2 separate regions of the Homo sapiens genome follow, and region 1 is linked to region 2. Evidence: read pairs that join two places in POLR2A ChIA-PET (ENCODE). Cell type or tissue: GM12878. All regions are shown on one strand. Links, peaks and the distances in the headings refer to the core of each region. The heading gives the core; the rest is flanking DNA.

Evidence for each region. ChIA-PET counts read pairs that join two places held together with the same protein. Peaks named below come from ENCODE experiments on the same cell type or tissue, not always from the same donor. Only the 100,000 strongest peaks of a DNase experiment are listed, where the experiment ranks them.
Region 1: POLR2A ChIA-PET joins it to region 2 with 5 read pairs; 2 of 35 experiments call an interaction of 5 or more read pairs at or near these places.

Annotation. Positions count from the first base shown.
Region 1 is chr19:28,065,638-28,070,031 of GRCh38, reverse strand. No RefSeq gene overlaps it. Among named protein-coding and RNA genes, the nearest start is that of LINC00662, 270 kb to the right of the region's middle. In GM12878, for the core only: no CTCF peak of the experiment used is centred there; a DNase peak (open chromatin) is centred at 1,991; H3K27ac peaks cover 2,503 bases.
Region 2 is chr19:28,150,433-28,154,826 of GRCh38, reverse strand. No RefSeq gene overlaps it. Among named protein-coding and RNA genes, the nearest start is that of LINC00662, 360 kb to the right of the region's middle. In GM12878, for the core only: no CTCF peak of the experiment used is centred there; no DNase peak of the experiment used is centred there.

The sequences.
Region 1 (4,394 bases), core at 107-4,106, 85 kb after region 2:
TAAGAGTTTCTAAATTCTGAAGGAATCAGGCAGGGAGAAGATAAAATGTTTATTTCTGTTCACAAAATTTAGTCTATGAGTTGTAGACAGCTGAACAGAAAAGAGAAAGGAGTTCCATACACCCAGAAAATACTACATTAAAGAGTCAGCAATGTTTCTTTTTTTATGAGTTTTTTGTTTGTTTGTTTTGAGATGGTGTCTCGCTCCGTTGCCCAGGCTGGAGTGCAATGGCACGATCTCAGTTCACTGCAACCTCCGCCTCCTGGGTTCAAGCAATTCTCCTGCCTCAGTCTCTGGAGTGGTTGGGATTACAGGTGCACGCCACCACACCTGAATAATTTTTGTATTTTTAGTAGAGACGGGGTTTCACCATGTTGGTCAGGCTGGTCTCGAACTCCTGACCTCATGACTGGCCTGCCTCGCCTCCCAAAGTGCTGGGATTACAGGCGTGAGCCACTGCGCCTGGGTGAGCCGGTAATGTTTCAAACAAAATCCATTATCATTCTTTATCAGTTCATTCAGTCCTATGTGATTAAATTCTGTTCTGCTTGATCTTGAATTAGCAGTTTTATGCATCCGTCAGCTCCTCCATTCATTCTGCAAATCTTAACTCAGTCAAGTGGTATGATCTCAAAATTATGTAAGTAAATGTCATCGGAAACGTTTACTCGAAGCCCCTATGGGTCTCAGACCATCACTTTTTTTTTTTTTTTTGAAGAGGAGCCACTTTGGCTGGTAACTGAAAATATTTTAAAGAAGAATAAGAGAATAACAAAATCTGTGAATGACAAGACTTAAAATGACCATATTAAAGGCCTATTGAGACCTCATTATAAAAATAATGCAATTCACAAGGGATTTAGGTGATTTCCATGGCATGCAACATTTAAAAGTAACAGCTGGAATTATGACTGATAACATACCCGGACACATTATGAGCAGTAGAGACACTGACACATTTCTAGGAATTTCATACAATTTCTGAAATATTTATGTTAATACTTTCTACCCATGCAAATAAAACCAAGGGAAGGTTTTTGTTTCTTATTTGACATCATCTTTCCAGGCAACTGAACTTATCAAATAAACCACATTATTTTGAACATATCTCCTCATGAGATGAAAGAACAAATTCTCTCAGGTTTTTCTAAATCCCTCTGGGAAATCTCAAGACCATTGGAGAAGAAAGTTTCATCTAGGATCTGCTTTTGAGAGGCACTTTTAAAAGTAAGGAGCACTAATTCTCTTACATAAGCAAGGACCTGATAAAGGTTAACATTAAGCCCAAGAAATTATGATGATTAGATACAAAATCTTTGTTTCCTGGGCAAATAATTTAAAAGGTAAAGAAAAACTTTTTACAATCTTTTTAAAAAGCCGACCAACAATCTAAGAAACCATTGTTTTAACAGACAGAAATAGAAATTCTAGTTTTGCATCGGTACACTATTGGCCACATTTAATGAATTTTATAAATAAATGTATCTAATCTTACTGGCTTCACCACATATGCATTTGCCTTCCACAAACCTTCTACAACTTTCTATGTCCATTTATATTTTGCCCTACTCTTTTTTTTTTTTCATTCTGGAGTAACGAATCATTTTAGTTAAGGACAAAGTACTTTTTCTTTAATAAAAACATTTCCTTCACACTTAATACCTTTCCTTATCAGAAACACACCCTGCTTTTCTCACAGGCTTCACAGTTGTTTCTCTTACTGCTTTTAGTGGCTTCGTTTAAGCTCTGGTGGTCTCCTTCCCCAGCCTCATCCAGATCAGTCTCTGAGCTAAGTATTCTTGCTCTAGACTTTCAGTCTCTGAGCTAAGTATTCTTGCTCTAGACTTTCAAGCAGGAAATGAAACAGGTCTCATCAGAATCAGCCACTTGCATTTATTAGTTGGAAGTAAATGAAAATGATAATTGTAACTCTAAGGGGAAAGAACAGGCAGCCACTCAAGATCTAGATGAGTTCTTTCAGAATGAGTAGACACTTCATGAGAATGATGGATGGCCCTTTCTGAAATCGGCAAGTGTGTGAAACACAGGGCTTCTGAGGCACAGCTGTGAACAGATGTGCCTGTTCCTCCCACCCTCGAGTCCCCCTTTGACTGCCTCTTGAGTTCTTCAGCTGCCTCCTCACTTGCCCTGAGCCTCTCACTCCTGCCAGTCCATCCACTCTCGACACAGTACCCAAAGTCACTTTTAAGGACCTCAAATCCAATGCTGTCCATCCCTTTCTGAAACCATTCCAGTGTTTCCACACTGTCCTAGGGTCAGGCCCTGACTAAAGACAGCCTTGCAGCCTGACCTTGCTCTGTCCAGAGTCCATGCTCAGGACATGGGAGCATGCACAGGTACTGCTGCCACTGTTGGTGCCACGGGAGGCTCTGCTCCATGGCCTGGGCTCTGGGAGACCTGTTCTGCCATGGAGCCACTGGATGGGTGAGGCCTTCTGAAGGTCAATGGGGTCGAGGACACAGGTTAAGGGCACCTGATGGGGGGTGGTGCTTGTGGGATGTCAGTGAAACAGTTGAATTAAGGGAAGATGGGAGATTCCTATTGGCAAATATTGTGCATCTCCTGGTCTGAAGGAAGGTCAACAGTGAGTAAGAGATGGTCAGGGCTGTCCTGGGGTCATGGGGGCCCCATCATCAAAGGAGTCTAAACAGGCCCATCCAGGGACTCCTTGGCAAGGGCACCATGGGAGGGGGCTTTGGGTGGCCCTCCCCTGTTGGGAGCCACCATGGCCCTGGGGGCTGCGGGTCTCCAAGGTTTCTTCCACCTGTGAGATCCTGCAGTTCAGAGCCCAGGCCATTGAGGCAGGGCCAGGCTGCCATTGGGGCCACAGTCCCGACAGGTCCTCCAGGGAGGCATGCGGTGACACTCCGCTGCTACCCATGCCATGCATCCGGCTCCTACTAGCACTCCGTACATACCCATGCCGTGCACCCACCTTCTACCAGCACCCCACTCCTACCCGTGCCCAACTCCTACCTGTGCTGTGCACCCAGCTCCTACCAGCACTCTGCTCCTGCTCCTACTCGAGCCATGCACCCAGCTCCTACTAGCACTCCGTTCCTACCTGCACCAGGAACATACATTAAAGAAAGAAGAGTCTCTTCAATAAATAAGGGGAAAACTGAACATTCAAAGGTAGAGAAAAAACTGGGCCCCTATCTCTTATTATATGCAAAATGCAAATCCAGATGGATTAGAGACTTTAATGGAAAACCTGAAAATATAACACTACTAAAAGAAAACATTGAGAAATTCCTCTAGACATTGGTCTGGGCTGAGATTTTTAAAAAAAACCATAGGTGAGAAGAGCAAAAATACATAAATAGGACCAAAACAAGCTAACAAACTTCTGCACAGCAAAGAATCAAGGGAGTGACGAGATGACCTATAGAATGGGAGAAAATATTTGCAAACTATCCATCGAATGAGAAATTAATATCCAGACTATATAAGGAACTCGAGTCAACAGCAAAACAAAATAATCTCTTTAAAAATGGTCAAATGACCTGAAGAGACATTTCTCAAAAAATGACATACAAATGGCCAGCAGGCCTATGATTATGTGCTCGGTCCCACAGCACTGTCCTCACTTAGATGCCAGCAACCAATGGGGTGGCCTAGCTGCCGAGGCTTCTTCCTGGCAGACTACCAATTCAGGAGTTCCCACAACACCTCCCTCAGGTTCACCAGAATGAATCAGACAACTCAGAAAAGCACTCTACTCATATGTACAGGTTTATTTCATATTAAAAAATGCAGCTCAGGAAAAGTCACATGGAAGAGAGGCATAAGACAAGGTAGGTGGAGGTAGGGGCTGGCAGAGAGGATAACAACTATTTGCATAGCAGTTCCTGCCTATGGGGTTGAGGAGAGATCTGAGATGATTTCAAGTGCACAGGAGCACGGGCATGGCTTATATGCAGATGCTGTGCCACTTTATACCAGGGACTTGAGCATTGTCAGATGCTGGAATCTGTGGGGGTCCTGAAACCAACCCCTGCAGATAACGAGCAATGACTGTAAGCCTCAGCTTAGGAATATGTTTTCCAATTGCTCAATAAGAGGATTTGGGGCATAATATGACAGACATGCTTTTATATGTGGACTAAATTTTTAAATATTAGTAAAGAAAATTAAAAGAGTTCTTTCTTTTCAGAGGTTACTTCCTAAATAATACTTTTTAATAAAACATGGGCAATAATTTAAGGACAATTTATGGGGATTTTGTGACATCCACAGTGCACTGTGAAGAGCCTGTTGTCTATGCCTGAAAATGTCAAGAGGCAGAAAGAGTTTGTGGCCCAGTTAGACATGACCCTGCATGTCTGGGAATCTACTGGATTCAAAATAAATAACAACCACCCAATACCTAA
Region 2 (4,394 bases), core at 171-4,170:
ACATAGGTATACTGCGTGATGCTAAGGTTTGGGGTATGATGGATCCCATCACCCAGGTAGCGAGCACAGTGCCCAATAGGGAGTTTCTCAACCCTTTCCCCCAACCTTGTATTCCCCAATTTCTATTGTCATTTTTATGTCCGTGAGTACCCAGTGTTTAGCTCTCACTTATAAGTGAGAACGTGTGGTATTTGGTTTTCTGTTTACTCGTTAATTTGCTTAGGATAATGGCCTCTGGCTGCATCCGTGTTGCTGCACAGAACATGATTTAATTCTGTTTTATGGCTGCCCAGTATTCCATGGTGTACATGGAATTATTATCCAGCTTACCACTGATGTGAGCTTAGGTTGATTCCATGTCTTTGCTATTGTGAATAGTGCTGTGATGAACACACGAGCATGTGTCTTTTTGGTACAACAGCTTCTTTTCTTTTGGATATATGACCAGCAATGGGATTGCTGGTTCAAACGGCCATTCTAAGTTCTTTGAGAAATCACTGAGGAGTAATTTGGATGTTATTGTTACTACCTTTAATTTGCATTTATTTAATGATGAGTCATGTTGATAGCATTTTCTATGTTCATTGGCCATTGGTTTATTTTCTATAGCACTGTGAATTTTTTTCTTATGTAATTTAGTGCTGTTAAAATCATTTTATTAAAAGTGTTTAATTGCTAATCTATGATTAGAAAAAAAAAGCCCTGAAAACTAAGTGAAAATTGAGAATCTAGAGTGAAAAATGAAGTCTTTATTCCATTTCTGTTCTCCAGATCTCCAGTTTTGCCTCCTTCCTGGTGACCACTGTTATCCATTTCTTGTCTTTATAGTGTCTTAGAGATATTAGGCTTCCAAGTCTTCCCTTTTACTCCTTCATCTGGCTTTGTGGAGACAGAAGCCAGAAATGCTCAGTAAATTTGGCTGGGCTACGATGGCTTTGGCTACCATGGCCACAGCTGGAAAACTGGAAACGTTGGCAATTTAGCACAGTTTTTACTTTGTGCCCACATTCCTTCCTTGTAGCTCCCCGGTGTCTGCCATCAGGGGTGCTAGCTTGACCTCACCAGTTTGGTAGGGAGGTTGCAGTTCTCACCCTTACTTGAATTTTGGGCTTTTCTTCAATAGCTTGTTCTCCCTGTATTATCGAGGTCTTCTTGAGAAAATCCCCTACATGGGCACAGGGCCCCAGACTCTATAGAAGGAATTTCCTTCTCATTTGAAGTGCAGGGAAAATGACAGGTGTAAGAAGGGTGCTGGGAAAAGTGTAGCAGCATGCTGATATAAGGGCCGTAGAAAATTTCCTACAGGGGGAAGTTGTCAATTAGGTTTATCTCTAGGAAGACTTATGTCTGCAATCACATTCATGATTTTGTTATAAGCTCTGTGCTGCAGTCACCCAGCATGCTTCCAAGCTTTTATGAAAGTGTGGTGCTTTTGGGGAATGAAGGAAAAGGATCAGTCCTCAGGGTGAGAGAAGCATGTCAGTGTGGAGGGTGGGGGCTATGGAGATCAAGGCTGTGTTAGTCAGCTCAGACTGTCATAACAGAATACCACAGGCTGGGAGGCTTACGTGACAGAAATTTATTTTCTCACAATTCTGAAGACTGGAAGTCTCAGATCTTGGTGCCAGCAGGGTTAGAGTCTTGTAAGGGCTCTCACTCTGGATGGCAGGCAGCGGCCTCCTCAGAGTCCTCACACGGCCTTTTTACTGTGTGTTCGTGCAGACAAAGGGATCCGCTTTCTAAGGTCATTAGGATTCCACTTTTATGACCTTAATTTAACCTTAATTACTTCTGTAAAATCTGTCTCTAAGTACAGTCACATTAGGGGTTAGGGCTTCAACAAATTTTAGGGTGCACCACTCGGCCCATTAAAGAAGGTGGCGGCACAGGTGCAAGACGTAGCCTGCACTTTCTCAGGGAGAGATAAGAAATATCCCTCTCTTTCTCCAAATTTACCAGAAGCTGTCTTTATGACGGGATGGACAAAATCTTTGGTTTTGTTAAACAAGGTGCATCACTGAATGTTTTTTGTTGTATTCCTGCATCAGAGTTAACTTTCCAGCTTTCAATCCAAGGTGATGCCTGCTAGCATTCAGGACAGGGCTCACAGAGGCAGGCATGGCACTCACTCCTCAAACTTTCACTAAAATGAGAATCTTCTTCATCAGATGACACAACATGTATAACTCAAAACAGTCACCAAAACCACGCAGCTACTAAACAATCGCTGATCCACAATGCTTCAAGAGCAGCTAATGGAGTTATTCTTAGCAAAAGGGGTCACTTGTGTGAAGTGGAATCTTCCTTCTTAAATATCAAAGTGGCACCCAACCTGAAGGGACAATTTCACTGCAGAGATCCAGACCTGCCCCCAGTGTCAGCCACCAGAGCTGCAGGGCCTCTGTGGAAACGCAGTTAGCGCCATTCCCGGGTGATGAATTTGTTCCACTGTGTTTTCAGAGCCAGCCTCTTCCTGAGTAGAAAAATGATAGATTCTGCTCCATCCAGGAACACATCAGCCTATGACTTTCCTTTCAGAACAATCAGCGCAATGCATTCAAAAGAACAATTGTTTGATTATGGTTGCGATTTGTAAAATATCAGCTTGGGGAAGGGAAGGCTGAGAAGAGGCTTAGCTCAGCTCGTTGAAGTTTCTGAATAATAAAATAGGAATCTGCGCTCCATCTGCACCCAGGGGGCACTAGGATACCGTGATGAAGTTCACAGGGTTGGGAATCAAACCCACCTGAGCTAAGACCCTGGCTCTGCCTCTTGCCAGCTGCAGGGCTGTGGCTGTTCAGTTCCTGGGTTCCTCCACCTGTGAGGTGGGGACAATTATGTTATAAGGTTATCGTCTAAGACAATGCTTGTGACTGTCTTAGCACAGTGTTTGATACTTACTAAATGCTCCAGAAAATGTCTACTCTAAGTGGGATGTCAAATAATTGTCCAAAATTCATCAACTTTGAGATGGAAAGGGCACTATTAGTATTTACTCTGGGTCACAGGCATAAACCTGGACTTTCCCAGGCAAATGGTCATGTGTCATCCTGCCAGCCACAAGGACGAAACTGCCTGGTATAGCTTCTGTTTCTAACTCGATGGCCACTCTGGTGTAGTGGAAGATTTCCTCCCCATAGCAGATGAATTTGCCTTGAAATTGGAGAAAAGACACCAAAGTTGTAGCTAGGATCATGTTATAGATTGAATTTTGTTTTCCAAAAAAGGTCTGTTGGAATTCTAACTACCAGTACCTCAGAATGTGACATTATCTGGGACTGGGGTTGTTGCAGATGGGAGTAGCTAAGATGAGGTCATTCTGGAATAGAATGGATCCTTAATCCAATAGAACTGGTGTTTTTATAAGAAAAAGACAATTCAGACAGAGGCACTGAGAGAAAATGGAGGCAGAGTTTGGCGCGATACTGCCACAACTATCACAAGCCAAAGAGCAGCTGAGCTACTAGAGGTGAGAAGAGGCAAGGACAGGAATCCTCCTGGAGGTTGGGAAAGGAGCACAGCTCTGTTAACGTGTTGAATTTGGGCTTTTAGCATGCAGAAAAGCAAGGCAATGAGCTTCTGTTGTTTTAAGCCAATCAGTTTGTGGAGCTTTATTAAGGCAGCCCCAGGAAACTAGCACAGATCACAACGTTGACTAGCTCTGTGGTGCTGAACAGACTGTCCTCCTTGCTGAGCCTCAGTTTTTTGCCTTTAAAATAAGAACAGAGGCTGGGCACGGTGGCTCACGCCTGTAATCCCAGCACTTTGGGAGCCTGAGGTGGGCGGATCACCTGAGGTCAGGAGTTGGAGACCAGTCTGACCAACATGATGAAACCCCATCTCTGCTAAAAATACAAAAATTAGCCAGGCATGGTGCTGGGCACCTGTAATCCCAGCTACTCGGGAGGCTGAGGCAGGAGAACTGCTTGAACTTGGGAGGTAGAGGTTGCAGTGAGCCAAGATGGTGCCACTGCACTCCAGCCTGGGCAGCAGAGTAAGACTCTGTCACACACACACACACACGCACACACACACACACACACACACACACACAAAAGGAACAAAAGACTCACAGGTAGTGGTGAGGATTCAACATTGTGAGGTAGGTGGAAGTGTTCTCTCAGCACATTTCTGCCCAAGGGACAAAGAGAGAGGCACGTCACGTGTCCCGTCTTTCCACAGTTTAAAGACTCTTTGCTGCCTAACAGACAGTGGATGCAGTCAGCAAAACATATTATTAGTAAAAGACAAAAAAGGTTATTCTAGTTATTTGAACTGAAGGATTGGCTAAACCAAGTGGCCAGTTAGACAGGAGGGTGCTGAAGACCTTGGCGAGCTCTGGCGGCCCCTCCATGAGCACCTCTGTGACCCCACCCCCATAGGGTGTTAACAGG